Regions from separate parts of the Homo sapiens genome. Here all the other regions are linked to region 4. The links are chromatin loops, found by intact Hi-C in ENCODE. Cell type or tissue: GM12878. All regions are shown on one strand. Region 1 has its middle 59 kb from the start of SLC10A2. Region 2 has its middle 35 kb from the start of SLC10A2. Region 3 has its middle 92 kb from the start of LINC01309. Region 4 has its middle 71 kb from the start of ERCC5.

Region 1 (8,000 bases), 90 kb before region 4:
ACTAATTTGTCTTAATTATGCATTTTCTTTTGCCTTGTTTTCTTTCTCATTCATCCACCCAGCCCTAGGTCTTTCCAGACTCCATTTTTTACAAAATCATTATCTTGGTATATTTTACCCTTCCTTCTTTTCATCCCTTTCACTTCTAAGAGAGATAGATATAATAATAAATATAAAACTAATAAATATAAAAACATGATTAGAAGAATTTGGCTGCAAGTATGAGGGTTAGGAAAGACAAAACAGCATCAAAAAGGATTTTGATTTTTATTTCCAAGGCCAATCTGTTGGGCAGAGCAAGGTGAGGGGAGTCCCTGAAAATATCTTTTGTCTCAACCACCTGGGTCATCTCAGCGTTCTTAAGACCCTTGGGAATAAGCTACTGGATCTTTTCCATAGAAGGCACAACTTCAGTCAGAGTTGAACCAGGATTCCAACAGCCTCAGCCTGCGCAACAGCAACTTAAGCCCTCCGGGCAACTAAGAACCAATTATTTTCTAAAGTATATTTCAGATCAGCAATTTTGAGATGTGTTTTCAATATTGCAATACTATCTTGGTTATCTATTGCTATGTAACAAATCACTCCAATATCTACTATCTCCAAACAACAGTTATCATTTACTACCTCTCACAATTCAGTGGTCAGACCAGGAGTCTTCTGATGGTCTCTCTTGGAGTCTTTCATGAGATTGTAATCAAATGTTGCCTGGGCCTGGAGTCATCTGGAAGCTCGATTGGGAAGTTGAGAGACAGCCCCACTCTCGTGCCTCATAGGCTCAGTGCTGACCACAGGGTTTCTTCAAGAAGATAGCCAGCCTTCTTACATAGTGGCTCAGGGGTCCCAAAAAGTGACTATCTCAAGAGGAAGGAAGCAGAAGCTGCGAGTTTCTTAAAAGCTAGGAACAGAGCTGGCACGGGGTCACTCCTGTTGCATTCCATGGGTAACATGAGCCACAGACCAGCCCAGATGTAACGTGGGAGGAGACCACACAAAGATTTGAACACCCTAAGACATAGCTCATTAGGGGCCACCTTTGGAGACATCATACAGAATTATTGTGAAAAGTGCTTCCATTAATCGAAAACATTAAGAGAGATGGGGATTTTTAGCATCACATAATAATCCTCATAATAATAGGGATCAGAATTATCTGTCTAGAGGGTATGGTTCCACTGACATGCCTTAGGTACCTGCCATATACATAGCAGCTATGGCCACAGAAGATGAGGTTTTAGGTGCATCTCTGTATATGGATTATAAGAGTATACACTGTGACTACAAAGATGTAATCTCAAGCTGGTGTACCAACCTTGGAATGTAACTGGTTGCTAAGAAATGAAAATGAAAACCATGTGTGTGTGTGATCTAAGGCCATTAATGGACATATAAATTAATTCCCTTCTTTCATTTGATTCCAGGCATTTTACTTACCTTACATCATCTGAGTTTCTCAATAATTCCTGTGCCACCATGTAAGAAGTTACATGTGTTTGTGACTCCTGGACAACTATAGTGATATGCTCCATCCTTGATTATCTTATTATTTTCATTTAAGCTAACCCAATCCAAAATTGGTAAAGGATGCAAAGTGCTCTCCATAATATTCTTATCCAAAAGAATATAAAGAAAGAGAACAAAATTAAGGAAGTTCATTTGATAAGAATAACTGATAAAACTATAACTATGGAGCTTCACGTAATAAGAGCTGAAACATCCTCTAACATAAATAACTTCAGAGAGTAGTCATAGACTCAGGCTCCTGCCCTCCATCCACAGCTCTGACCTAATGTTATCCTGCTTTCTTGGTTGTGATACTGTAATCATACATTAAAGCCTGTGACAAGTCACTGAATTCTTAATATATCTCAGAAGTTGAGAAAAACTAGTTATTATGAAGACTCTGTCATTAACAACATCCTTAACATCCTTAATGTTATGAGACATCCTTAATGAATGAGACAATGAATGAGGAAAGTCATAATCTGAGTAAAATACCCCGTACTATTTATACCACGTTAGTTGTTACAACTCCCTCTCCTCCTGTTCTATTTTAACCTATAAGTCTCATTATCAATTAAACCACTTAATGGATAACTTAGCATATTGTGACTTGCTATAACTTAGTGTTTTGTAAAGCCATTTACTGTCCTTTGCTCTTCTATGACATTGCTGATGGCATTTCATCAAAATAGTTCTTCTAGCAAACCTAAAAAGTATAGCCAAATCACTTTTTAAGAATGTTATATTTAAGATTATAATTTTTGAAATGACAGAATTTGTTACTTAAAGAGAAGAAAGAAAAGAAAAGGTATATTTTCTTTCTTTACAGCTGTTTTGGGGTGACATCGACAAGAACCACTTTTAAATGACTGCTGTGGAGTCATGTGGTCCATCCTTCATTTCTTCCACAATCGCTTGAGTGCTTGCTCTGTGTAAGACACCATGACAGATGGCTCCTTAGCTCCTGCTTTCAAATATTTTATAACCTACTCAGGAGACAGACAGACAGGCAGTAAAATATATCATGGTTGGTACCACGGCGAGATTAACAAGTGTAATGGAGGCATAAAAGAAGATACCTCAGTCCACTCCAGGAGGTTAAAATGCAATTAATAGAAGTCAAGCTTGAGATAACATTGAAGGATGAGTAGTTTTCTATTCTCATTAGCAGGGAAAAAGCACGTTGAAGAGAATGGTATGTGCAAATGGACAAAAGTGTAGATATGGAGAAATGCTCGTGTGTTTAGGGACTACAAGGACTTAAGTGCTGAAGGAGAGAAAAGTACAAGTGGCCAAAGATGAAGAGAGACACAGGGGCAGGGCCAGATGATGAAGATCCTTGTTTTCCTTGCAGAGGAATTTGGACTTGATTCTGTAGGCTAAGGAATTGGAAACCGAGGTGGATTGTTACCATATTTGCTTGTGAGGAACTGAGAGACAAGCCTAACAAAAATTGCCCCTAAATTATCAGAGCATGCAGACATAGTTTTTCTCCACAGAGATGCCTGGTAACCATAACTTCAATAGCCATATTGTCAGCACAGTCACCTTAACTAAAAACACTGGGCCAAACAACCTGAGGAAAAATCTATCCCAATATTACTCTAATATTATTAGCACTGGACATCTGTAGGGTATATAAAAGAATAAAGGAAATATTTTTGTTTGAGCAATTATGAAATAATCGAAGTTTCTGGGATACGCATTGCATATAGATGTGGCTTCTCTTTCTAGTGTGCCAGTTTTGCCTAAAATTGGGTAACAAAAGTAAGCATGTAGATATTTTTCAAAATGGATGAGGTATTTTAAGTTTTTTTTTAAATGTGACTTCTCAACATGGCATTTTAACCTGCTATTCAAACTTTTCTTCCAAATATTCACCCTTCACCCACTCGAAACAAAGTCATTCTTCTGTACAGTTATGAGTACGCCAATGGAAAGGTCTGACAATCAGTGCCCCATAAATTATGTGTGGAGAAGGATAATCCCCTTAGGAGGAAACATGGTCCAGGGGCACATACATATTTTGTAATTTGCTATAATTCAACGTTAGACTGTATATAAGTTAACACCAAACGTTTAAAGGCAGAAATGGTAGCACACTGGATTTTCTCCTCTACTGCACAGCCTCTTTCAACAGTCCTGTGTATTTCACAAGGTTATTTTAAGGATTAAATGAGGAAATGAAAGTACTTTGTAAACTGTAAAGTCCTAACCTGATGTAATGTTTCATTAACTAATGAATTTACAAATGACTAGGACAAGGTGCCTTTTGAACGAATGTTTTCGTTCTTCCATTAATTAGAAAAGGTCTAGTGTGGTCTACCAAGCAAAAGCAAGGGCTGTGGCATTCCCTGATGCCATGGCACAGATGTACACAATTCCAATAGTCTACATCAGACAGTAGCAATCAGGCTGCGTGTACAGACCCATCTGGTTCTCATATCGTCTGAACGAGGTGCTGAAGTGGAGGATTTTTACTTCACTGAATCTGAACAAATCCTCTTGAGCTTTCGCCAGATGATTAAAGATGGTGCAAATTGTCCTCAGCCTGGTCCCCATTCTTTGATGTCCTCTGTCAGCAAACCATAAGGCATCACCTAAGACAAAAGCTCACGTGGGGCATGTCGGAACAGTAAACCCAGAGTTCGCGAGTGATTTTTCTCAATTGCCACTGGTCCATTCAACTGAGTTTTACTTGAGACATTCGGAGGTGAACCAAACATAAACCAGACCTACCCAGTTTGTAATGTTCTCAGCTGTGTGTTTGTGGGAAATATATTTCTTGGAGGCTTGCCACTTCTTTGTTGAATGCCATGGCTGGAGTTTCTGCTTAATAGTGGTGGTGGGAAGGGGGCTGCTGGTGACAGAAATGCTAAGGCCAAACAGAGAAGCCTAGCTAAGAAAAACAAACTTTCTCTCAAGGAGACGCAAAATTAACTCCATGTGTTAAAAGAGGAAAGTTATTATTTAGCTGGGCGTCTTATGTCAAATGCAAAATATTTGATTTTAACCTCCTTCTAAGACCATGGCATGTTCTTATTAATAGATGGTACTATGGGAGTAGAAAAGATTTTTAAAAAAGTGGTGATAAATGATGCTTGAAGTAGGAGACACACTGACATTTTTTAAAGGATTAATCTCAGTTTTTGGGTATCTAGTTTTTTTTTTACCAGGGTTATCCAAACTGAATCCAGGGATGTAAAAATATATTCTTACACTGACCCTGAAATCTATCGGATCACCATAGTACATGTGCCACAACCTAGCACACATGGGGGAAAAAAATGAAACTTTCCTTATTTATTTTATTTTTAGTATAATTTCCAATAAAAGATGAATCCCAGCCAGTAGCTGAGGGGGCCAATGTGGTTCTTATAAGTACAAAATATGGTTGGGGCATCTAATGATGTTGAAAACGTTCCTTGTATTTTAGTTATACTGCGTCAAGATTGAGGTCATGAAATCCAATTGTTGGAAACAATATATCCTGCAATTTAACTAAATTGAAGATGATGCCAACCATCTGGGGATTTGTCCAAACTGAGCTCTTGCCTTGGAATGACACGCACATATGAGCAGTTCTGGGACTTGGTTTCACACAATGGTTTCTTGACATTATTTTGGACATATGAACTAAATTGGGGATCTTTCTTAATTCATATATCTTATTTGTACTGGTTTTCAAATATATCTTTTGTCTGGTCTTGATCAAGATGAATATTTGTGGTCATACTATGACTGCCTTAAAACCCTGTTCTCGTGTTAAGTGTACACAGCTAGTATGATATCAATATTCAACTGAGGTTTTCACACGGCTGATAGGTTGAGATTAAACTTCTCAAGAAGTGAGTGTTGGTGTTTATGTTTGGTCTAAACAAATTGGCAGCCTAAGAGAACATGGAGATTCCTTAATCTGCATGCTCAGTAAGACCATATCTGCCTCAAAGATGCTCTTAATCAGGTTTTACTATTATTATTGTTATTGAACATAGAATGTTTAAGATTTTGAGGACATTCTATTTTACAAAGCAGTGCACACATATTTAATGCTTACAAAAGTTCTGTAAATGGATGTTATCTTCATATTACAGAGAAAAATACTGGAGCTCATGGAGGTGATGTGACTTCTCTAATAATACACAATAAATAACAAAAGTGGGATTAAAACCCAGATTTTCTGATTCCTCTGTCAGGATTTTCCTACCACACCCATCTTTCTCTTTTTATAGAAGCATGTGTCATTTTTCTGCAGGTTACAGAAGTACTGGAATACAGGAATGGACTTTAAAACTGAAATTTCTATGAAGGCCTTTAATTGCATGAGGTTATTGCTGCAAAGCAGTTGCTGGCCCTGGTCTTTCTCATCACTCAGTTCGCTTTTATTTTGGCTGCTTGCCACTGACAAGACCATCTTATCCCTTTCTTATCATTGTCAGAAGGCCCTGGCCTGGGAAGGGCAGACCAGGGGCACAGAGAGAGAAGTGTTGCTATTTGGGGCCCATAGATTTTTACTCCATCACTTATGTTGCTTCCCACACATTTCATCCCATAGGCATTTAATATTATACATTCCTCCCTGGAAAGAAAATAAGTTGATTGATTTGCACACATGCTCATTAATCCAAAACACGAAGTCCAAACTGAACAATAATTTGCCCGCTTATCAAGTTATGATCTGTTAGACTAAAGATCATTGACCAACATGACTCATACAGTAAGAATCCCTTTAGCACATCGTGTCATAAGGAAAGGTGAAGAAAATGATGCTTCCTGTCATTTTATACACTTATCTCTCTAAGAACAGAGATAAATAAAGAGGTATAAGGAGAGCAAGCATCCACTCCCAAATGCTTCACCTACTTCTGCCCCTTCAAGACTTTCTGCAGGTTGGTAACTTCCAAGCACTCTTCAATCAGTATTAGCAGGAGAAGTAAGAATGAATCCCATTGAATCAGAAGCCTTCAGACCCAAGATCTTCTGAGACCAGTTCACAGTGGGCAGAAAAAGCCAAGTAAATGTCCCTCACAGAAGCTCAGACACTCGCAAGACACAGAAATGCTACCAGTCACCTGCATCCTCTTAATATCCAGCAACTGTAGCTCTAGAACTTCTTCTTATGCAGGGAATCTCAGACAATTAAAGAACAGAAACAGACAAATCCATACATGTGTGCTTAGGCAATATTTAAACTTGTTCTTGACACCTGTCTTGAAGTAAACTTTCTCCACGTGGCCACCTATAAATTCTATAGCAGGCTCATGACCCTACAGGAAATTTACACACCTTATAATAGATGCCTTAGAAAATATCAACCACGGTACTAGAGAAATGTTGACCACTATATATTAATAACTGAGTCCTTTGGAAAATATGAAGTCTACTCCATGATCAACTGTTTTGGCTACATTTGATACAATGTTCTTTCTTCAGTGTATATCAGCACTTAGGTCTATTCATATTCTTCACCCCAAGGATTTTGGCAGGCTGTTGAACAAAGTGTCCATTTGATACTTAACAACCCTCTTATCTCAGGTTTGGTAATTCAGTTTTAAACATCTGCACTATTTCCACATTCACTTTATATCTGCCCATAAACCATAATGAGAAAAAAGCCTGGCCTTAGAAATTCACAAATGCACTAAGCTGGAACACAGTAGTTGCTCAATAAATAATTGTTGACTGAAAATAAAATGTGCTTATCAGGCAGGATTTAGATCCTAGGGATGATAGAAAAGAAGCATGGAAAAGCCTCTCACTCTCAACTATCCCAAGCGGTATTTAGGGATCTCCATTCTGCAGGACAGAAAAGAACTGCCAAACATAGGCTGAGCTGAGACAGATGTTTCTGCAAGAACACTCAGCAGACAATGTTTGCCTTCACTTCAGAATTTCCCATTTTTGTTCTGTCTTCTCAGTAAGGCAGGTCTTTCTGGGAAATATTTATGAAATCTTTTCTTGAATCAGAGGTCTCCTTCCGTTATTTGCTTTCCTAACAGAAAGTGTACCCAAGGGAACACTCATATTTTTTTTCTGTCAAAAGACTGGGAAAGTACATACCCTTTATTAAAAAGAAAAAAGAAATCTCATTTAGGGTGAAGGTTGAGCAGGCAGGCTGGGTGTTCCCGCCACCTCACCAAGAATTATCCTTGTTATTCTTTCCCTTTTTCTTTTTGAGCTTAAAGTTCTATGATATTATGAGAAACAACAAAAGGCTTTTACATAAATCATCTAAGTGCGAAGGTGGCAGACGTGCTGAGGAGGACAGACTTCGGGGCTTTGGCTCTCCAGCTTCAACAGAAGGAAGACTTTGTTAACTTTTCAGCAAGGATCCTCCTGTAAGTCCTTGTCCTCACCAAAGCATTCTTCTCCAGAACAAACTTAATTATGTAGCACAATTTAGACCCTCGATTCATTCCAAAACCAGGGCAAAAATCACACTCTGTGCATACCTGCATGTACTATTTACTCAAATATGTTTTAGGGTATTGTCAAAT
Region 2 (8,000 bases), 110 kb before region 4:
CACATAAGTCTTTTTCCCTCAGAGAGATTTACATAATCTGGGAGGCCTGAGACTGTGTCTTAAGGTCTTTGCTTGACTGACTCCAGTGATTTAAAGGACTGGGTATTTCTTTAATGTCTACGTACTTCATTTTGCCTTTGTATACTTCCTATGAAGAATAAAAAGGGAAACTAACTTTAAAGCAGAACAAAATCTACACATAACGGGTTCCTGAAAGGAGAGAAAACACGTTCTACATCAATTTATTAACAAAGAGTATATAACTCAAGAGGACCTTTATAAGTAGAACTCCCTAAATGTTTTTCATTTATAACCACGAAATAGAAAAAAAAAGGAAAATATCAGGATAAGAATATCTTACTTTTTTTATTGTTTCCTGAAATGCCCAAAATTGACTTGCTAATACTGCATATTAGTAGTCAGTTAAAATGAGAAAAAGCATATACACTTGTTCCTGTTCTTATAAAAGAAATGTCTAGAAAAACATTTCATTCGAAGGTTTTCTATGTACTTAAAAGTAACAAATCTGAATGACCTGTTTTTAAAAGCACAGTAATAGTAATATTAATGCCAAAAGAAAGACAATAAACAGAGCTAGAAATCAGATATCAAAGAAAGTACCATATAATTTTATTAAGAATGTTTGTTCCTGCAACTCAAAAGTTGAAAATACTCTTATCAGATAAGTTTCAAAGATAAGAAGAATGACTGAAGATAAGAGTTTATTTTTTTACCCTCCAAGGACTTTACTTTTAGTAAACTATTAAAAATAATAAAAGATATAACTCAAATTTTTTCACCTAAGGAAATACCCTACTGTTATGGAAATAATTTCCCAACTTTTACTTCCTCTTTTTTCAGATAATTATTTCAGTATTCATTTGGTTTTGGTGCTTAATGGTAAAATAAGAGTTTTTGAGGAAAGATCCCAGGCAAAAACATTAATATATAAACAGAACCAACCCAAGGCAATTTTGAGAGATGAATCGTGTATCTTCTTTTTCCCCTTCAGTCAGCTTCTCTCTTCCTGCCAGGTGTTCTCTGTTGGTTATTATAAGTTTCTAGTCTTATCTTGTACCACTTCCCCAGAAAACCTATTTTCTAAAAAGGCCAATTCACTCAATATGTTACAGTCACTCCTCATGCACACTCAACTCCATGCTTTTATGTGAACAATTGCAGTGGCCCGGAACATTTTCCTCTTCCCATCCAGATCTCACTCATCTTTCAAGGTCCCACTCAAGCCCCACCTTTTCTGTGTAGCCCTCCCTGATCACATCAATATCTTCTGAAATTATACAGAGCTGCAACATTCATGCAAATGCTATGTCTTCCCTCCTCAAGTAGATTTGCATGTCCTGGTAAATAATAGCATGTTTTACATTACAGAAAACAACTGATTTGGACCAAAACATACATCTCTCTGATAAAAATGACTACCTATTCTTTTAACTCTCTCCTCCACTTTCCTGTGTAGAGTTCTGTAAGTTTTCACATCTTGTTTATTGCCCTGTATTTTGATGAGTGCTTATTTAAACATTTCTTTTCTTTCTTTTTTTGTTTTGTTTTGTTTTGTTTTGTTTTTTTGAGATGGAGTCTCACTCTGTCACCCAGGCTGGAGTGCAGTGGCACAATCTCAGCTCACTGGAACCTCCGCCTCCCTGGTTCAAGCAATTCTCCTGCTTCAGTCCCCCTAGTGGCTGGGATTACAGGCATGCATCAACACGCCTGGCGAGTTTTTTTGTATTTTTAGTAGAGACGAGGTTTCTCCATGTTGACCAAGCTGGTCTCAAACTCCTGACCGCGGGTGATCCGCCCACCTCGGCCTCCCAAAGTGCTGGGATTACAGGCGTGAGCCACGGCGCCTGGCCTGTTTAAACATTTCTTATCTTCCTGACAAGAGTATAATCCTCAAAAGAGCAGGGATTTGTCTTATATTGTATGACTCAACCACCAAGACTAGCACCATCATAGGCAGTCTGCTCTCCATATCAGTGGGTTCCATGTCTGTAGATTCAACCAACCGTGGATTGAAAATATTTGGAAAAAAAAACATTCTACAAAGTTCCAAAAAGCAAAACTTGAATTTGCTCCATGCCAAGTACCACTTTGAATCCACACAAATGAAGTCATGTGTAGGCTTTGTAGTAGGTGTTTTCAGTAATCTAGAGGTGATTTAAAGTATACAGGAGGATATACATAGGTTATTTGCAAATACTACACCATTTTATACAAGGGACTTTAGTATCCTTGGATTTTGGTATCTGTGGAGGGTCCTGGAACCAATCTCCCATAGACACCTCATGAATAGTAGATATACAACTATATATGTAATAAGAGATAATTGGGAACTCAACAGTAGTCTAGAGAGTTGGAAAATCCTGGAATCAAATCATAGCTTTGCCATTTCCTAGCCATAGTGATGTAACCTTGGTTTTGCTATTTACCCTTCACCAGCCTCACTTGCTGCATCTATAAAACGTGGTTGTTCTCTGCTATTGTCAGTATTGTTGATGTGGTTGTGGTGGTGTCAGCAGTCTCCTTTTACTCAATAACTGGAAGAACATCCATGTCTGTGACAAGAGACAATTTTTTATTTAAGAAATCTTTCCGGGCATGGTGGCTCACACCTGTAATCCCAGCACTTTGGGAGGCCAAGGCAGGCGGATCATCTGAGGTCAGCAGTTCGAGACCAGCCTGGCCAACATAGTGAAATCCCATCTCTGCTAACAATACAAAAATTGGCTGGGCGTGCTGGTGCATGCCTGTAATCCCAGCTACTCGTGAGGCTGAGGCAGGAGAATGGCTGGAAACCAGGAGGGAAGCAATGAGCCAAGATCACATCACAGCCAGGCATGGTGGCTCACACCTGTAATCCCAGCACTTTGGGAGGCCAAAGCGGGCAGATCACTTGAGGTCAGGAGTTCAAGACCAGCCTGGCCAACATGGCAAAACGTCATCTCTACTAAAAATACAATTAGCTGGACATGGTGGTGCATGCTTGTAATACCAGCTACTTGGGAGGCTGAGGCAGAAGAATCACTTGAACCTGGGAGGTGGTGGTTGCAATGAGCCTAGATCATGCCACCGCACTCCCATCTGGGTGACGGAGTGAGACTCCATCAAAAAAAAAAAAAAATTTTTTAACTATGTCTTTAAACTCTCTTCAGAAAATTTATTGACACTTATCGTTGTATTTTTCTGAAGTTTTTCTTTCAAACTCCTAAAAAATGTATGGGAAGGCAATAAACACAAAGGAAAGGGAATATTAATAATATATATGTTCACTCTTAAAAATCCAAACAAATGATATCACAAAAGTATTTGCTGTCAAATATCACTTTGTGATCTTTGATGGGTGTTCAACCTCAGTTATGAACCATATGTCAGATGTGGGGATGATTTTATGGTTCATTGCAGCCTTGGTAGAAGTCTTTAACCCCATGACAGTTGCTTCAGTGAGAAAGTTCAAAACTACCTTCAGTCATTTCAAATATGACAACATTGACTTGCTTTTTGCTATTTTGAGTCTATTCTGCAGCATAGAGGTATACCAAAAAGGCATCTGAGCAGACATGTGGCAGTCTTCTGATGTGCTAATATTTGTATGCCTGCATGACTCTGATTCTCACATGCCAAAATAGTTAAAGAAGCAGATGTAGGTTAAAAATTGTCGTTTTTTTTTCTTTCTAAGTCATTGCACACAGCTTTTATGCATCATTTGTTTTCCATTATGCAAACTTTAGTATCTTGTTTACCACCGTTCAGATGGACTATTCCTATTTTGGAAAGTTTCTGAGTTTCTGTGAATTGGTCAAGGGTGAGATTTCAACATATAAGGAGCAGTGATTATTCAGTTAAAGAGGAATTTATGATCAACAATGAGTAGTGCAATAAATGCTCAGGAAAGTGAAGAGTTGAACTTGCTAGGGACCTGTCATTCATCTGAACATTCCTTGCTTATTGAGCAAATATCACATTCCAGGCACTTCACTGGGCACTGAGAGTAGATGAGTTGCTTTTCTTAAGAATACTATATATTGTCCTTCACATTTTTGATCCTTAATTAAGATGATCTAATTAACAACTCAAAGCGGAAAACATTGCCACTCCAGAAGATTGGTCTAAACATAAAGAAAAGAGTGTAAAAATCAGTCTCTCAACTATTGTCTTGTTGACTTCCTAGCCATGGTCTTTAAAGCTTTTCAGTACAGTGCCTCCCTAACATCATTATTTCATTAACCCCATTTTTCACAACATTAAATATATTGTCTTATGTAAAGTCAATTAGGGCAAAGCTTCTAAGCTGTAAGTGCATGCTTCATTTAGCCCTTTTACAACTTTCATTTCTCTATTTTGTTGCCATTCTTCCCATCCTTAGAAAAGGTTCTTTCCACTATATCTCCACTAAATCAAGACTGCTTTTCTCAAACTCAAGCAATAGATTCATTTCTCCCAGGAAATCCTTTTAGCATGGCTCGAGTAATGTTGTCCACTCAAATAAACGACATTCCAATCAATGTCATACAATATCTAGATCATTCTAAAATATAAATGTCCTTGGTAAATATTCATTTATTATGCACCTTGCACAGAGCAGCTATATAATTAATATCTGGTGAATGCATAAAATTCCGTTTAATTTCTCACATCTTTAGATGAAGTCTTTCCAATCTACCATCATTTTCTATCACTGTACATTTTAACACTCCGAACAGGAAAATAAATCAATTACAAAGTTATAAAGACCATTAGCAATATTAAGAAAACTTATGTGAAAAAATGTTGGCAAGATGGTGGAATTGAATTTTCCAGCACTCATGCCTCCCACAGAAACACTGATTTGAACAACTATCCATGCATGAAAATACCTTACAAGAGGCAAGGAAACCAAGTAAGAGATTACAGCACCTGGGTGTGGCACAGAAATGAGAAAAGGCACCTTGAAGAGGGTCAGAAGGACAGTCTCACATTATCCATGTCACCTCTCCCCCATGTCCAGGCAGCACAGGCTGGAGAGGAGATAACTTCTGCTTAGGAGAAGGAAAGGAAGGAGAGCATAGAACTTTGCCTTGAACCCCAATACCCAGCCCACTCCAGTAAAACCCAACACTGAGTAGGTGCAGATGGACACAGACTCTGGCTCAATACCCACAGGCTAAACTTCCAGGCCTACCCAGGCACCAGACTGGATCCCATAGGCCCAAGCTCCAGGCCTGCAATGTATACACAGTCTCTGAACTGCCCCACCACTAAGCCAACCCCAGCCAACCCAGTCTCTAGACCACCCCCAGCACCAGGCTGACCCCCACAGCACCAGGCTTCAGGCATGGCCCAGCACAAGGCTGGCACTCAGAGCCCACGCCATCAAACCAGCACCTGCAGGCCAGGGACCCATCAGTTGAGATACAGGCACCAGATTTTCTCAGCACTAGACCAGCCCCTGTGGCCATAGGCTCCAGGCCAGTAACCGTGGACTGAGCCTATAAGTCTGCACCGGCCACAAATAGGATCTTGCAACCCCAGGTTCCAGGCCAGTCTGATAGACTAGGTGTCACAGGGTTGGGCTCCACAGGCCCAGGTTTCAGGTCCACCCAAGCACCAGGCCAGTTCCTGTAGCCCTAGTCATCCAGCCAGCACCCTTGGACCCATCCTCCAGGCTGACCTCTGCAAGTTTGGACCACAATCCCAAAAGATACAATCCTGAATGCCATAATCCCAAATGCTGAAATATCAACAATCCCTAACATCTAAAATTTTAAACATCAAGCCAGGTGCAGTGGCTCACTCCTGTAATCCCAGCACTTTGGGAGGCCAAGGTGGGTGGATCGCATGAGGTCAAGAGTTCAAGACCAGCCTGGGCAACATAGTGAAACTCCAACTCTACTAAAAGCACAAAAATTAGCCAGTTGTGGTGGCACATGCCTCTAGTCCCAGCCACTCGGGAGACTGAGGCAGGAGAATCGCTTGAACCCAGGAAGCGGAGTGAGCCAAGATCATGCCACTGCACTCCAGCCTGGGTGACAGAGCAAGACTCTGTCACAAAAATAAATAAATAAATAAAATTTCAAACATCACAATCACAGGATAGTTGTGTCATTTTAGATGAAATATACCTTGTTTTTGCCTTTGTTTGAAAATTGAGTATGGTTTAAGGAGCTATGTATGGGTACAAGGTGACAAAGGGTAGACTTGTGGACTTACTTTTAGAGTCAACTTGACTGAATTAAGGAATATCTAGAAACCTAGTAGAAAATTATTTGGGGTGTGTCTGTGAGAGTGTTTCCAGAGTAGATTAATGTGTGAGTCTGTGTGGGCTACGTGGGGAAGATCTGCCCTCAGCTTTGACGCGCACCATCAAATCAGCAAGGGTCCCAGACAGAACAAATACAGAAGGTGAAATGGTCCCTCCGAGAGCTGGGAAAGGCTTTTCTTCTGCTTCCTTGGACATCAGAACTCCAGGCTTGCCAGCTTTTGGACTCCAGGACTTATACTAGCAGACACCTAGGTCCTGAGGCTTTCAGGCTTGGACTGAGAGTAATACCATCAGCTTCCCTGACTCTCAATGTAAAAACATTGAAATTTCCTTCAATAAATGAAGAGATGTCCTTTTTTACACATCTGCATTTGTGAAATATAAAATTCTCGAGATCTCAGCTCTTTGGGCAACTGCATATGCAGTAGTAACCCATTGTGGTTTTTGATTGATCTTGCCAAAAGACTTAGATTGTTCATCATGGTATTTTAGATCACTGCAGTTATAAAGCTGGGTGCACACAATTACCAACCATAGTGATGTGTGTTCATGCATTTTGCTTTTTGATCTAATTCTTTAGGAATATGATTCTCTGCTCCTAACTGTTCTACTCATGCTACTGTCAGTAGTATACTTGAGTGCTTATGCTTGCAATAAGTACTTGCAATAAGTCTCTTGCAATAATATGTAAGTTAATATTTTCTATTTTATTCTGTAAAATGGCCTATGAAGTGTTCTGTTGTGTTTTTATGTGTTTGTAAAGTAAATCCCCTTTTAAAATGTAAATAATGTCTTTTAAAGAATTTTTTAATTTTTTTCAGAAATATATTTTGGGGATTTTGATCTTTCAGAATTTTAAACATTTGAGATTATGGCATTTGAGATTGTGTCTTTCAAGATTATCATTGGCCCACCTGTGGGTAAAGGCACCAGGCACACCTAGCAACATGCAAGTCCCTGTGGCTCCAAACTCCAGGCCTGCCCAAGATTTTAGAACAGCCCAGAACTAGGTTGGCCCACAGAGTCCTAGGATTTGAACCCTCTCCAGGCTGGCACCCCTGGCCTCATGCCCTGTGGACACCTGTGGACACAAGCTCTGGGCTTGCTTAGTGCCAGATGGGTCCCTGCAGTCTCACCCACCACGTCGGCCCCTATAGCCCCATGCTTCAACAGACCCAGCTGGAGCCTGGGAGGCCTTGGTAGACAGACCAGTTCCCATGGACTGAGAATCCAGGTACCCCTCAGTAGATCCAGGACCCAGGACCATTCCTATGGACTCAGGTGCCAGGCCCACCTCAGTGGACCCAGGTACCAAGCCAATCCTGGCACCTGGCCAGTCCTTGCAGACTCAGGCTCAGAACCCAAACCACCAGAACAGCCTCTATGGACCCTGGCTTCACAGATACAGGCTGCAAGCATATCCTCTCTGTGGACCCAACCAACAGGTGGGTCCAGTGGATCCAAGCCTCAGGCTCAACCTCATGGCCCAGCACCAAGGCGAACTTCCAGAGAACTCCAGCAGCAAGCCCGTCCATGGATCATGCCAAATAGCCTGCCCAAAATCTTTGAGTAGGCTGACTGTCAAAGGAGTTTCCCAAATAAAGTCAGTCTGCAAAGACTAGGATGCCTCTCTCTTTCTTCAAATGCACAGACATCAATGTAAGGCAACAAGAAACATGAAAGACCAAGGATATGTAATACCAGCAAAAGAACACAATAATCTCCCAGTAAATGACCCCCCCCA
Region 3 (8,000 bases), 600 kb before region 4:
CTTTGCCATCTTCTATGGGCATGGTTCATGGTGCCTCAAAACAATTACAATAGTAATGTCAAACAAAGATCACGGATTACAGATTACCATTAGAGATATACTAATAATGAAAAAAGTTTGAAATATTATGAGGTTTACCAAAATGAGACGTAGAGACATGAAGTGAGCACATGCTATTGGAAGGATGGCACCTATCACCTTGCTGAAAGCAGGATTGCCACAGTCATTCAATTTCTTAAAAAAAAAAAAAAAAGGCAGTATCTGAGAGGCATAAGAAAATGAAGTACAATAAAACAAGGTATGCTTGTATAGTATATAACCATGGTATAAACAATAGGATTGTGACAAAAATAAACAATTAAAAATAATTGACTATAGTGTTTAATCTTATAGCACGTTCATGCCCTAAGGGAGCAGGTATAGGCAACAAATTGGCATGCTTTCATTATTTCATTTACTAATCCTATCAGGACAGAATGGAATTAATCATTTTAAATCATCATTTGTTTGGTTTTAGCAATATTTTGCAACTGCAAAAATAAGTGTTTCAAAATTATACTGTAACCATAAAGTGTTTTTCAATATATATGCTCTTAACCTTCAATAGCTAGCAGCGTGCAGTGCACACTCATCCTGCTAACTACTGGAAGAGATACTTGACCACTGCAAGCAAGTTGAAAACAATGTATGATAGTATATGACTGAGAAAAATTTCACAGTACACTCTTCAATGAAGAGGAAGTGTGACATTTTTGAAAATTATTATTTTTTTCCCAAGAAGAATTCTATTATACACGGTAGAAAAGTATAGTGCCTTGGTAATAAAAATTATAAGTTAAATCATACAAACAGATGACAAAACAATGAAATTCATTTCAAATATACTTCTAGGCACAGAACAGAGTAAAAGAAGGAAAAGATTAAAAAATGGTCTTTTGTCAAACATGATAATGATGTATCTTCTCATGAATTTTAAGCATAGAGCTGGGGTGGGCCGACGCTGTGAAGTGTCTGGTGAGTCGTACAGTCTCTGTTGCTACTGCTCAACTCAGCTGTTTTAGCACAAAACAGCCACTGAGAATGTGTCAGTACAACTTCATCTGCAGAAACAGGCAGATAGACATATTTGGCTCAAGGGCCATCATTTGCTGAACATTTATTCTGGAGGAACTTTCAGAGACTGTTATTTTTCAAAGAAACTCTGCTATCCAAATAGTCTCTTCAACCAAATAAAATTCATTTAGGATTGATCAGAAAGATAACTGGGCATATTTCAAGATATTCTTTTCTATCAAATCTCTAAATATTATTCTGAGGTCATTTAGAGTTGCAGTCCTGTGTCCAAAGCAGTTAATTTAGGAAGTTTAGAAGCACTGGCATTGATAAATTAATAACACATTAATTAATATTGCTGTTCCAATATCTCATGTTTGAAAATTATCAATTCAACTCAGTGAATGTACAGAGCAGGGAGGGTGAGCAACACTTGAATTTACCCAAGTTCAAGTTCATTTTTAAAAGGATAGATTTTTTTTCCCTCCCATTAATGTATTCCAATAGACGCATGCAGAATGAGCTACTTTTTATGTCTGTTTTCCTAACCACCAATAGGTATATGCTATTTATAAGTAATTAAATATAGTGAAATTCTGTCATTACAAATTTTCATCAGTTTGGTTGTCAAGTCTTTTTTTTTTTTTTTTTTTTTTTTTTTGAGATGGAGTCTCACTCTGTCACCCAGGCTGGAGTACAGTGGCACCATCTCAGCTCACTGCAACCTCTGCCCACTGGGTTCAAGAGATTCTCCTGCCTCAGCCTTCTGAGTAGCTGGGATTAAAGGTGTGCATCACCGCACCCAGGTAATTTTTGTATTTTTAGTAAAGATGGGGTTTCACCATGTTGGCTGGGCTCATCTTGAATACCTGACCTCGTCTTGAATGCCTGAACTCAAGTCATCTGCCCGCCTCAACCTCCCAAAGTGCTAGGATTACAGGCGTGAGCCACCACGCCCGGCCATCAAGTCATTTTTTTAGCTACAAAAGCAACACAATGGCAATACTAGCTACAATTAATGTTAAGAATAATATCTCATTTATCAATTCTCACAACAATAAGAGTAACATTCTTATTTTAAAAGCAAAAAAAAAAAAAAATTTGGAATTTAGGTAAGTGCCAGAGAAGACAGGGCCAATCAGGAATGGCCTCAGAATTTAAAACTAAGTCTCATTTGTGATTCTTAAACTTTTTGTGCCGCAAAATAGTTAACAGGGTCCTACTATGAATCAGGTGCTTTATGTACAGAATTTTAATCTGCAACAAACCAGCAAAGTTAGTGTCCATGTTTCTCTTGTATAATTAAGAAATTATATGTGAATTACTTGTCCCTGGTCACAGAGCCAGCAGAGCCTGGACTGGAACTTGATCTCCTTGTCTCGGGACTAATACTCTCCCTACTATGACCAGCTGCTGATGGGGGAATGTGAATGTGGAGGCATATTTCAAGCAAACTAATTTAATGCTTAGATTTGCAAAAGCAAAGCCTAGTTGAGATTGATAAAGAAAAAGACACAATGGGATTCTGAGTACGAGAGAAAGTAAGAAGACATGTATAAAATAGAGAAAAAATGGTGGAAAACCGAAAGGTTTAAACCCTCTTCCCAATATTAAATGTTGCGTCAACTTAGATGAAGGGCTTAACTTTTTGAAGAACTTCTGGTTATTCATCTTCAAAAGGGAAGTAATGATATAGATTCAGAAGGGTTTGATGGGAACATGAGAAAATAACTCACATGAAAATTGTCTTCTAATGATAATAAATATGTATACCTCTAAACGTGCACATATAAAGTTAAATAACGATGCGTTCTATATTTTTACTTCAATATTTGAACAGTTTTTGTTCAGTTGTATCTTATTTCTAATGTCTAAATATATAGGATTTTAAACTAGGCCTTCTGGAACCAATTTCTAGTTAATGAATGAATGATTTATACGAAAATTATTCTTTGATCTTTACTAAAATTTGGTCAATTTTCATGAGGTTCTGTGCGTACTTTGAAACAAATATTTGCTAACACTAGAGTGCACTAATTCTGTTATTTAAATCTGTGCTACACCCAGTTTATTTAACTGAAACAAAAATTACAGTGTTAAAAATCTCCTACAATGATGCCAAGTTTGCTCACTTCTCATACCATCACCAGCCTCAGCTCTAGTTTAATTCTGTGGATTAGTGCTTTCTCATTTTGAGAAATTTGAAGACTTCCTGTATATTCTTGCAGTTTTATATTTTATCTAGTATTATCTTGGTGTTTTGCACTAGATGGAATTTCTGGATTTTAAATCCACCAGATAAAACGAAAGTTAATATTCTGAATTTATTTTCTGTTCTGGTAATACATGATAGTTAAAAAACATGGCAAGCATGCTAGGCTGTACTAATTCAGCAAGCAGTATAAACCTAATCTTTTCCCCATTCCATTGTTGTTTGGTTCTCTGTTCCCTAGTCTGTCCTTTAGTGTCGCTTAACTAATCTCCATCTTCAAGCTGAACTCTGCTTGTGTCTACTTACTGATGCTAGGGAAGTCTGAAAGTGCTGCTTCCAAATTTGTCCTTTCAGAAAAGACTGTGTAGCCATACTTAGAAAGAATTCTCAGTGGCCTCCAGATACCCTGAACTGAAACCTTCCATTCTAACGAGAAGCATTAACATTTGGTGTAATCATTACATCCAATTTGGTGTAATCATTACCTTGTTTGGCTCAGAGGTTTCCCATGGGCAATCAAATGTAAACAGTGCTTTCTATAAATGACCTTTGTTTCTCACAACTGAGCCTCACACTGATGTTGAAATCCAGATTTCCTCTTTATTTATTTTTTTAATCTCCAAATGGGCTTAAGCAACAGAAGTAATGATGATGTCTACACATAAAGTGAAAGCCATTTACAACTTTGTTTTCTTAAACATCATCAATTTTGTAATATAAATATAAAAGAAATTACCTAGAGTTGAATATAAACCCCTAACACATTTTGTGTTCTTGTCATTTTCGTATGTCCATGCTGACACAGGTGTAGCTAGAGAAGAACTCCTATTGAAAGTAAAAGGCAGTATCTGCTCTGCAGCTGCAATAGCTGCTTATGGAATCTACAGTTTTGTTTGCTTGTTTCCCAGCTCATCACTTCACACATGGTACTTAAGTTTCTGACTGCAGGGTGAAATATACCAGCCATGACCCAGATTATTACCAGACGTTTTGAACATAAGAACAAAAACACAGGTCTTGTTTAAGCCCCTCTTAATTTGTTGTGTGCTGTTGCCATCACTAATACTCACAGGCAAACCTACTCCCAACTAGTATTTATTTATTTAATTTTTATTTTATTTATTTATTTATTTTGAGATAGTCTTGCTCTGTTGCCCAGGCTGGAGTGCAGTGGCTCAATCTCAGCTCACTGCAACCTCCACCTCCTGGGTTCAAGTGATTCTCCTGCCTCAGCCTCCCCAGTAGCTAGGACTATAGGCATTCGCCACCATGCCCAGCTAATTTTTGTATTTTTAGCAGAGACGGGGTTTCACGATGTTGGCCAGGCAGAGCTTGAACTCCTAACCTCAGTTGATCTGCCCACCTCGGCCTCCCAAAGTGCTGGAATTACAGGCGTAAGCCACCATGCCAGGCCCCAACTAGTATAGATGTAGGTACCAGGAAGTAGGGGGCTTACAAGTAGCAGGACTTAAACTAATAGCATTTGTTTGGTGGAATTAGTAGGGAGGGGTATTTCACAGTGTGGGCTAGCGTAACCTGAAAGCTTCTCATACCTTAACAAAACCTTGACAAAAGAAGTCCCTGCTGTTTCTTAGAAGGCAGATCACATTTCAACCTGTGCAGCAACATTAGGAAGAATACTAAGAAAACTCAGATTATTGATTTTTGCTGGCCGCTTCTTGCCCCTTTTAAAAAACCCTGAGAAGAGATGAGCATTGTCTGTGTTCTCCAGTCTGCATTCAGGGATGGGAGTGCACAGTAAGGCACTTTCAATGTCAACAGAGTGAGAGTCTTATAAACTGCGACCTTGCAGATCTGAAGGGAAATACTTCTCTTTCTGAAACCAGAGAAGTTGTCTTTCATGGCTCTTAAATAGCAGCCTCAGTGGGAGACTGAGGTCCAGTGCTTTTTCGAGTGTCTTCCAGTGAGAGGTCTATGCTGGACAATGGGAGGCAGCCCAACAGTAAACTCAGATTAAAGGAGCTGCCTTTGTCCTCAAGCCTCTATTTTGAGAAGTCCCTAAAAGAGCTTCAACCAAGGAAGCAGAACCAGTAGAAGACTTTACATAAGGAGATAGAGAGATATGTGCAGACACAGAGCTATGGATATAGAAATGCACAGATATGTAGATATAGATTATTTATTTACCTATTACAATAAATTATACAATTGTAAGGACTGGCTGAGCAAGCGGAAAGTCCACAGGGCCAGTGTCCAGGAAGGAAAGACCACAGGCAGGCTGGAAACTGGAGAGCTTGAATTAAAGCCTGAAGTCCACAGGATGGGAAGGAGAGGTGATCAGCGGATCAGCAACAATTAGGAAGGTCAGCAGATCACAACATCAAGATGATCGTGAAGGTCCCAGAATAGAGAAACTCTGCAGTTGTTCTTCCAATCCACAGGTGGTGGGAGTGGGGGGAGAAAGACTGATAATGGACGAAACACAGAAACCACTAGGTGAAACAGTCTAGCAGTCTTAATTTAATTTTCCATTTTGACTATTATTAAATAATGCATTGTGAGATCACAGAGTACAGTATACCCACTACATCAGTAAACACAATCTCTAAGATAGTAGAACAATTGCAGGAAACAATATTGAAAATTGTACACGTGATATATCAAACTTTAAAATAGTTTTATGCCAGCATTTCCCAAATTCTGTCCTAGTGATAAGAGTTCAGCCAGATATAAAGAGATTACATAGGAAAAAAGAAATTATGTAATTGAATAAGTTTAAACAAGCAAGAGTTAAATAGAATATAATGGATTTTAAATTTATAAGAGTACTTGTTATGGTCTTCAATATACTAAAATGCAAGTACATCTCTGGGCAGTAGTGGCACATGCTATGATATATGTTACACTTGTATTTTACACAACATTTCTCAAACCCATTTGACTTAGAATCCTATTCCCCTCCGTAGCCCACATTTTATGGCACACTATTTTAAACACACTGTATTGCATTATCAATAAAAGTGACCTTAGGGAACTCTTAAGCAAATTTGGGTGCTTGGGATCTTATAATTCATAGCGGAGTTTTGATCTTGGCCTGGATAGTAGCAACTTATTAGTTTTCTCCGTTCATCCAAGTCATGGAGCCAGGTTGAATAAATGGATCTAGTGTACTTATATTTATTGAGAAATGCAGAAAATTATAAAATGTCTGGAAACTAGTATTAAACTCCAAATCTGGCCGTCTAAAAAATGCTAAGGATGATAAGAGATTCCAGAGCCTTCTGGGGGTTGATGACTGTGTTCAGTAAACTCCACCTAGGATGTGTAATAAATCATAGGCCGTTTTGCAAAGGTGCCAAATGAGGCATGCAATTCCCAATCAACCTGAAGGCAGAGTTTAAAAGCCTAATGCACCAGGGATAGGTGACAGAGAAAGATATTCAGTGATGGAACATATCTCATATAGGGTATTATATGCAAAAGATTGATCAAATCTTTTACAGTAAAGGATTGGCAAGGGAGGTAGGTAGCATCTGAATGGTATTTTTGTAGTTGTTTATTCTCGTGTAAGGCATTTTCTAAGGGTATTATTTGACATTTTAATAATAATCAAATTCATCATGAAGTGTGAATAACAGAACAAACCCCCTTGAATGAAAAATGATTTTGCCCTCATAATAAATTGGATTCAGAAACACCTAATTACCTTACCACCACCATCCAAACATTTAAAACTCAGTAATGATCTCAGTAGCACTTTCTCATTACTGGACAACCACAGAAACCAAAACTCACACTTTTGTGTGTGGAGGGCATGGGCGGGGGATAGGCAGGGAGAGAGGCTGGAGATTTCTGCCTCAAAAAATGAAATGTAAGATTTTTCAATATTTTTTATTTGTAATATATAACCTACAGAATTTTGATGATTTAAAGGTCAGCAAACCACAATCTTTTTCCAAACTGTTCATTTCCACTCAGCATAAAAAGAGACTAATTTCTATACTACCTTTCAACAATGAGAAATCATGTAGAAAAACATGTATATCTGCAATTAAGACTGTGTCTGATTGGCATAGGCAAAAAAAAAAAAAAAAGATGGTAGCTGTCCATTGGCAAATTAGCTCTCCATTGGCAAATCACTTCCTGGGCTGCTTAGAACAGAAGAGAATAAGAAGCTCTGAAATGTAAGGCACATAAAGCACCTATAGTAAAGCAGGGAGCTTCCTCCCTGGTTAAATACTTAAGTCTAATACAGTTAATTTTAATGAGAAATGCTTAAAAACATAAAAGCTCTCTGGAAACAATCGAGGCTATCTCCCTCTTCTTCCTTGTCCTGGTCCTCCTGGTTCCTTGTCCTAGTCCTCCCGGCTATTGACTTATATTTCAATTCTAACCTTTTCTCCTCCCCTCAGTTCCACAGTCACAAATAAAAGGCAAAACAAAAATAAAAACAAGAGGTAGACTCCGGAATTGATTTCATTCACATAAAATACAGAAGAGCTCTTCTTAATTTCTTATGCCTCCCAGTGTTGATCCTGGCTCAGTTAAAATTACTAATACAATAAAAACAATCTTCACAAAACTAGGCCAGCTGCAGTAGCTCATGCCTGTAATCCCGCTGAGTTTGAGACCAGCCTGAGAAATACAGCAGGACCCTATCTCTACCATAAATTTAAGAATTAGCCAGGCCTGGTGATGTGCACCTGTAGTCCCAGCTACCCAGGAGGCTCATCCAAGGAGGATCACTTGAGCTCAGGAGGTGGAGGCTGCAGTG
Region 4 (8,000 bases):
GTGACATATTATGTTGTGCAGCGATCGAGTTCCATCTTGACTTTGCCACCCTTCACAGTCACCGCCTCCGTGGTTTTAAGTGGATGATGCTTATATACATGGAGCCGCACATTCACCTTCATTCTCACAGCTCACCCCTTCCTTCTGAGTTCAGTTTCCTTCTTCCTGAAGCACCTCTTACACAGGACGTTTTGAATCAAGAACTTTGTTGGTGGCACACTAACTCAGTCTTCTTTAAGTGTCTTTTTTTATTTTGCCTCTTGAAATACAGTTTAAGTATAGAATATTTATTAACCATGATTTTCCCTCAGCACTTTGAAAATATTATTCTATTATATTCTAACATCTATTTTGGCTGATGAGGCTTCTTTTGGTTTAATGGTTATCCTTTTGTAGGAGAGCTATGTCTTTTTCTCTGGTTGCTTATAAGATCTGTTTGCCTGTGGTGTTCTGAAGTTCCATCAAGATGTGTTTAGGTGTGGATTTATTTATTCAGCTCAGGACACGTTGCATTTTTTAATCTGATTTATGAAATTTAGTCAATTTATGCAATATGATTCTACACCTAGAAAACCCTATAGTCTCTATCCAAAAGCTCCTTGACTTGATAAACAACTTCAACAAAGTCTCAGGATACAAAATCAATGTAAAAATATCAGTAGGATTCCTATACACCAATAACATTCAAGCTGAGAGCTGTATCAAGAACACAATCCCATTCACAATAGCCATAAAAAAATACCTAGGAATATAACTAATCAGGGAAGTGAAAGGATCTTTACAATGAGAATTACCAAACCCTGCTCAAAGAAATCAGAGATGACACAAACAATGGAAAAACATTCCATGCTCATGGATAGGAATAATCAATATTGTTAAAATGGCCATATGGCCCAAAGCAATTTACAGATTCAATGCTATTCCTATCAAACTACCAATGGCATTCTTCACAGAAGTAGAAGAAAACTATCTTAAAATTCCTATGGAACCAAAAAAGAGCTCAAATAGCCAGAGTAATCCTAAGCAAAAAGAACAAAGCTGGAGGTATCACATTCCCCAACTTCAAACTATACTTCAAGGCTACACAATCAAAATAGCATGATACTTGTACAAAAACAAACACATAGACCAATGGAGCAGAATAGAAAGCCCAGAAATAATGCTGCACACCTACAACCATCTGATCTTTGACAAAGGTGACAAAAACAAGCAATGGAGAAAGGACTCTCTATTCAATAAATGGTGCTGGAATAAATGGTTAGCTATATGCAAAAGATTGAAACTAGACCCCTTCCTCACACCATATACAAAAATCAACTCAAGATGGATTAAAGACTTAAATGCAAAATTTAAAACTATAAAAACTCTAGAAGATAACCTAGGAAATACTATTCCGGACATAAGCTCTGGCAAAGATTTCATGATGAAGCCTCCAAAAGCAATTGCAAAACAAACACAAAAACTGAAACTGGGACTTAATTATACTAAAGAGCTTCTACACAGCAAAAAGAAACTATCAAGATAGTACACAGACAACCTACAGAATGGGAGAAATTTTTGCAATCTACCCATCTGACAAAGGCCTGATATCCAGCATCTACAAAAAACTTAAACAAAATTACAAGAAAAAAGCAACCCCATTAAAAAGTGGGCAAAGGACATGAACAGATACTTCTGAAAAGAAGACATACACAGTCAGCAAGCATATGAAAAAATACTCAGCGTCACTAATTATTAGAGAAATGCACACCAAAACCACAATGAGATACCATGTCACACCGGTCATAATGGCTATTACTAAAAAGTCAAAAGATAACAGATGCTGGTGGGGTTGTGGTGAAAAGGGAATGCTCATATACTGCTGGTGGGAGTGTAAATTAGTTCAGCCACTGTGGAAAGCAGTTTGATGATTTATCAAAGAACTCAAAGCAGAATTACCACTTGACCCAGCAATCCCATTATTAAGTATATTCCCAAAGGAATATAAATCATTCTACCATAAAGACACATGCATGCAAATTCATTGCAGCACTAATCACAATAGCAAATGTATGGAATCATCCCAAATGTCCATCGATGGTAGACTAGATACAGAAAATGTGGTGCATATACAGTATGGAATACTATGTAGCCATAAAAAAGAATGAGATCATGTCCTTTGCAGTAACATGAATGGAGCTAGAGGTCATTATTCTAAGCAAACTATCACAGGAACAGAAAACAAAATACTGCATATTTGTTGTAAGTGGCAGCTAAACATTGAGTACATAGAGATATAAAGCAGGGAACAGCAGACACCAGGGCTTACTTGAGGGTAAAGGGTGGGAGGAGGGTGAGGATTGAAAAACTACCTATTAGGTGCTATGCTTATTACACGGGTGATGAAATATTTGTACACCAAACCCTCACAATATGCAATCTGCCTATATAACAAACCTGTGCATGTACCCCTGAACCTAACATAGAATTTTTTTAAAAAAAGAAAGAAATTTAGTCAATTTATGGCTTTAATCAATTTTCTGAAAGTTTTAGCCATCAACTCTTTAACTATTGGCCTTTACCTTCTTTCTCTTCTTTCACCTAGAATTTCTACTAGAAATATATTGGGCCTTCCAATTCTGTTGTCTACATCTCTAAACTTCTCTTTAATATATTTCCATCACTTAATCTTTCTGTGCTGTAATCTTGATAATTTCCTAAGATCAGTCATCTAGTTCACAAATTCTCTCTTCATCTGTTTACTACTCTCTTTAAATCTAGCTAGACTTTATCTTATCCACTGAGATTTGTATTTCAATTACTATTTTTTTCTTTCTAGAAATTCTATATGGTTCTTTGTTAGATACATCTGGAATATTCTGATAGTCTTGTTCACATTTTGGTAACTTGTTTTATGTCTTTAGTCATGCTGTTATCTCTGCCTGATACTTCTATTGCCAGACATGCTTGGAGTCTAGTCCCATTGTTTGTCTTTGTTGATTCCTTCAGGATGGACTACGTCATACCAGGTTGAGTCCCGGTTCCACAATGCAACAGTCATGTTATCTTGGGTATATTACTTATCTTGACTAAATTTGTTTCTTACTCTGTAAAATGAAATTAGAGACTAAAGAACTTGTCTCAGAATACTGTTGTAAGTACTAAATGAGATAATATGTAAAAGCCCTTGGTATAGAGCCTGAGCTCTCAGAACATAATTTTTCTTGCTAGCATTCAGCACTGGATTATCTCTAGTGCCCATCACAATGCCTGGCACTTAGTTACTGTTCAGTAACTGTTTGGTAAATGAAAAAACTTAACTAATTTATGATAAATTTTACCATTACAAATTATCCAAATGCTAGTAATCTGTGGATGTACCATACTTGTACTATAAATGCCTAACTTACAAATATCTCAAACATCCATTTATTCATTCTCTATACAAGAACAGCCATGGTCCTAATGATGAGATAAATAACAATGAACTTTAAAAAAAAAAAAATCCTGCTCTCATGCTGTTTACATTCCAGTGGAGATAAACTGATAATACATAGATCATACATTAGATAAGTAAATAGGAAGATGAAGGAAGGAAGGAAGGAAGGAAGGAAGGAAGGAAGGAAAGGAGGGAAGGAAGGAAGGGAAGGGAAGGAGGGAAGAAAGGAGGGAGAGAGGGAGGGACGGAGGGAGGAAAGCGAAAGAAAGAAAGAGGAAGAGAAAGGAAGGGAGGGAGGGAGGAAAGGAAAAAAGGAAAAGAGAAAAGAAGGGGAAAGAAAGTAAGGGAAGGAAGAAAGAAATCACGATTAAGGCTTAGTCAGAAAACTAAAGTGATAGATTGGGAAGCAGCTGAGTTAATGCTTTGGATTGGATGGCTTTACTCTACATGGATGTTGAGTTGAGGGCTGAAGGATAAGATCTGAGCCATTTGGTGATATGAATAAGAGCATCTGAGGCAAATGAGACAATTAATGCACAAGCTCTGAAGGAGCTTTGCCCCTTCAAGAAATACAAAAAGGTTCTGCACATGTATCCCAGAACTTAAAGTAAATAAATAAATAGAAATACGAAAAGGCTGTGTGGCTGGAGTAAGATTAACGGGGGACGGCCGGGCGCGGTGGCTCACGCCTGTCATCCCAGCACCTTAGGAGTCTGAGTCAGGCGGATCACCTGAGGTCAGGAATTCCAGACCAGCCTGGTCATCATGGTGAAACCCTGTCTCCACCAAAAATACACAAATTAGTCGGGTGTGGAGGCACATGCCTGTAGTCCTAGCGACTCAGGAGGCTGAAGCAGGAGAATCGCTTGAGCCCAGGAGGTGGAGGTTGCAGTGAGCCGAGATCGCGCCACTGCACTCCAGCTTGGCGACAGAGCGAGAGTCCGTCTTAAAAAAAGATTAGAGGAAGAGTGGGCCGCAATAAGGTCAGAACAGTAGCTATGTACCAGATCATGTAGGGCCTTGTAAACCAGAGTAAGGAGTCTGGAATTTATTCTACACATACTGAGAAACCATTCGAGAGTTTTGAGCAAGAAAATGTGATCATCCAAGTTCCATTTTTAAAATGTCACACTAACTGGTGAATGTTTGAGATGGAGAACTGTTGGAGGAGATGCAGCCAACGTGAAGGCTGGGCGGTTGCTGCTTTCTGCCTGAGTCCCAACCCATCCTGAAACCATAGTTACTGCCACCACTACCACTACCACCGCCAGCATCTACACGAAAAGCTCCGGTCTCATAGGGCCATCTGGTGGCCGTAGTAGGAACTGTTTGATTCCACGGGCTCTGGAAACATCCAAGTCTTTTCAGACTACCACCAAGATCTGTCTCTAATCAAATTATTTTAAGTCCCACTTTCAAAAGTTTCTGTTATCCAATTTATTTATTTTCTCTTGTTTTTATGATTATGATAACAATAGGATATTTTTTTACTTTTCATTATAAGTAAAAAGAAGTCTGGACTACACTCTAATGGACTAGGTTACAATCTTATGAGTGAAATTTACTATTTGTCATAAGAGGTTTCACGGAAAAAATGAGGATCAAATTCTCTCTCCCCTTAAAAACTACTTACCAACACTTCTGGAACATAACAAAGGGACAAATAAGATAATTTATGATGTTACTTTAGTGAAGAAGTTGGAAGTCAAGCTCATGTATATATTTTTAGTTCAGAACGTGGCCCTAGATGTGGAATCATAACATCTGGAACAGCTGGCGAGTGCTGAAAGAATCTCAGGGTTTTTCTTTTTCCTTAAGAAAGAAGCAATTTGAAAGATGAGGCTTTGTTTCAGAGAGGAAAGCTATTTATAACTGGTAGCTGGCAATTGTTGAAGCTATCTCTGGCTACTTTAGATATGAAATGAACTACCTTTTTCAAGAGTACAGTGGCCAAATCAGAAAACTCTCAACTTTTCCTTGGCTAATGCAAAGCACCTCTTTTATATTAATTTAAATGTGTGATGCCAGGACCTCTGATCCTCCTTGGAGAGGATTTTCCAGATGCAATAATGTGGCTAATTGCAATAAGCAGCCCTACTTCTCTCTACGTGGATATTTTCTTGTCCATCACGTTGAAAGATCTTAAAAGCCATGCTTACTCGCTCAACTTTATTCAGGAAACTTTGACACATTATAGCAAGTCTGTTAAAAATTTATTTCACTGGGCATAAAGATCTCTGGCTGCTTTGCTAGGCAGAAGTGAAGCAGTGAATTTGTACTCCAGATATAATTAGATTGACTCTTACTTTGGGGATACTTTTGGATCCTTCCACATCAAAGTAAGATCTGGAGGAGCAATGGCAAAATTCCTCTTTCTGGAAAAATTAACTGTGGTTTTCAGTAGCTGTTAGTGGACTGTAGCAAGACAGGCCTGTGCTCTTGCCAAGGATCTTTCTTTCCCGCCCATCCACACTGTTGTACTATCCCAAAGTACCTGGTCTCATGGGCATGCTCTACATGAAATGAGTTAGGGGTCAGCCCTGTTCTCAGCAGAGACTTGTCACAGAATCTTTCACCACCATCGGCAGCAATTAGCACTAATTGGTACCCTGTGCACCCGCAGAACAGCAAGGGCAGTGATGGAGTGAACAGGCAGGACAAATTACCCTTTCGCCTCTGGGAAGTGAACTTATTGGTTCTGTGCGAAGCTGCTCTGTTCCCACTACCTCAGCTGGGCCTAGGAGGTGGATTAAGGAGGAATTTATTCCCTGAGGCTGTCAAACAAAAGGATTGAAGAAGGTCAGTTCACTGAGTGGGCAAAACAAAGCAGCTGAGTTATGACCACGAAACAGCCATAAATAGGTCTCCACGTCCTCACTCCGTATTGCCTCACCCTTCCTATCTCTCCCTCTCGCTTTCCATTTCTCCCTATAATATTATAAATCCAATCAAAGCAAGTGCTCTGTCAGCATTTTTCTCTCCTTAGCCTCAGAGTGCCTGCTGTTTATACTCATTACTGTGCAAGCCGGGTCACCCCGTGGCTGGGAAGAGATGTGGTCATTTGTCTTTGCTTTGCTACTCTATCAATTCATCCTATCCACTTCACCAGAGATACGGGAGTGACGTGAAAACAAGTAAAATGGGACCTGTGCAAAACTTTGGTCTTTGCAGAATATTAATTCTACTACGTGCCCTTGGGTTTGTCATTCTAATATCTCTGCCATAGCTACTTTAAGTCAAGAGGTTAAAGAATCCTTGAGCGAATTATCAGAGAACAATTAATAATCCTTTCCTCTACTACAAGTAGCCACCAGATGACTTGGCATCACTCACAAGACAACAGAAGGCAAAGGGATGTTGGCATTCTGCCACCTTAGAAAACTCGCTCCTCCCTTTTGCTTAAGTCAGATGCCAGCACTCTTCTGAAGGCTGAGCAGAGAGGAATAGAAAAGGGAGTGGGCGTTTAATTAGCAAATTCACCACAAATAAACGACAGCACCAGGATATCATCAGCGCTCTTCTGTCTTCCTAAGATGAGGAATCGGTTTGAAACTAAACAAAAGCCATTCACTTTCCACCTTGCATTACTTAAAAAAATACTTCTTATCTGAGTTTTTAACCATTCATCTGGGAGGAAGGAACCTCAAAATGGTTGACCTAGAAATAATTCAGCTTTGCAGAGGTGTCTGAGCCCAGACATTACCAAAGCCAGGAGGGACCTTTTAGAAGCATTTATAACTAGATCGATACGTCAACTTGTCCTGCCCTCAGCTCACTCGAGTTTTTGCTGAAACTGAAAGAAGAGCTAGAAACAAACTGCCAGAAGGCTCACAGTTGTCACAGATCGTGTAAGGAGACAAGTCTAGTTTTTGTAGCTCCTTTCCCTTCCTAGAAGGGCTCCAAGCAAGCTGATGTGATATCTGGCCTAGATATCTTTTCATTCTCAATGGCTGGTAAAACACCTGATAGAAAATGCTCAACAACTGCGCATTACATGAAAGAATGGATAAATGAATCATCACTGAAAGGCTAGACGAGGTATAGACTTTATAGCAACTAACTGAGTTCATTCCACTCAGCTCAATGGATGCTCTTTTCTGGAGACCTAGAGCAAAATGAAAAATATATGACATTAGCCAGAAAAGTGACACACTTTCATTTATTCAATTGACAAACATTTATTGACACCTGTGACATGCCAGGCCCAATGCAAGGCAATTGTACACAAAATGAAAAACATAGACTCTGCCTCATAAAGTTTAGTTTAGTTGAAAAGGCAGAGATCAGAACACATAAAGAAAGACAAAGAGATGTGAAATAGCCATCCTAGACTACATCATGGAGAGTACAGAGCAGGAGGCTGCCTGCTCTGGGAATTTATAGAGGAGGAACATTTGAGCTGGGTCTTTGTAGATAAGCAGGGAACCGAAATGGGAAAGAGATGGGTATTCCAGGCTCAGAGAGTGATGGCAAAGCAGAGAATGGCTCTGATGAAGAATGGGCTTGAGGGAGAGGAAGTCACTAAGCATCATGTTGATAGGGAAATGGGATGGGGTGGAGAAGAAAGGAGGTAGAGAGGGTG

The links. Peaks named below come from ENCODE experiments on the same cell type or tissue, not always from the same donor. Only the 100,000 strongest peaks of a DNase experiment are listed, where the experiment ranks them.
Region 1: it touches region 4 in a loop (4-fold over the local background); 2 of 110 quality-filtered maps call a loop at or near these places.
Region 2: a loop joins it to region 4, with 5 times the contacts of the local background. A loop is called at or near these places in 4 of 110 quality-filtered maps.
Region 3: a loop joins it to region 4, with 2.5 times the contacts of the local background. A loop is called at or near these places in 2 of 110 quality-filtered maps.

The regions. Positions count from the first base shown.
Region 1 is chr13:103,003,033-103,011,032 of GRCh38, reverse strand. No RefSeq gene overlaps it. Among named protein-coding and RNA genes, the nearest start is that of SLC10A2, 59 kb to the left of the region's middle. In GM12878, no CTCF peak of the experiment used is centred here; a DNase peak (open chromatin) is centred at 3,802; H3K27ac peaks cover 2,444 bases.
Region 2 is chr13:103,027,286-103,035,285 of GRCh38, reverse strand. No RefSeq gene overlaps it. Among named protein-coding and RNA genes, the nearest start is that of SLC10A2, 35 kb to the left of the region's middle. In GM12878, no CTCF peak of the experiment used is centred here; DNase peaks (open chromatin) are centred at 3,585 and 4,363; H3K27ac peaks cover 4,440 bases.
Region 3 is chr13:103,513,378-103,521,377 of GRCh38, reverse strand. No RefSeq gene overlaps it. Among named protein-coding and RNA genes, the nearest start is that of LINC01309, 92 kb to the right of the region's middle. In GM12878, no CTCF peak of the experiment used is centred here; a DNase peak (open chromatin) is centred at 3,717.
Region 4 is chr13:102,912,908-102,920,907 of GRCh38, reverse strand. No RefSeq gene overlaps it. Among named protein-coding and RNA genes, the nearest start is that of ERCC5, 71 kb to the right of the region's middle. RefSeq lists an enhancer at 4,450-4,559. In GM12878, a CTCF peak has its summit at 4,720 (motif pointing left); a DNase peak (open chromatin) is centred at 4,657.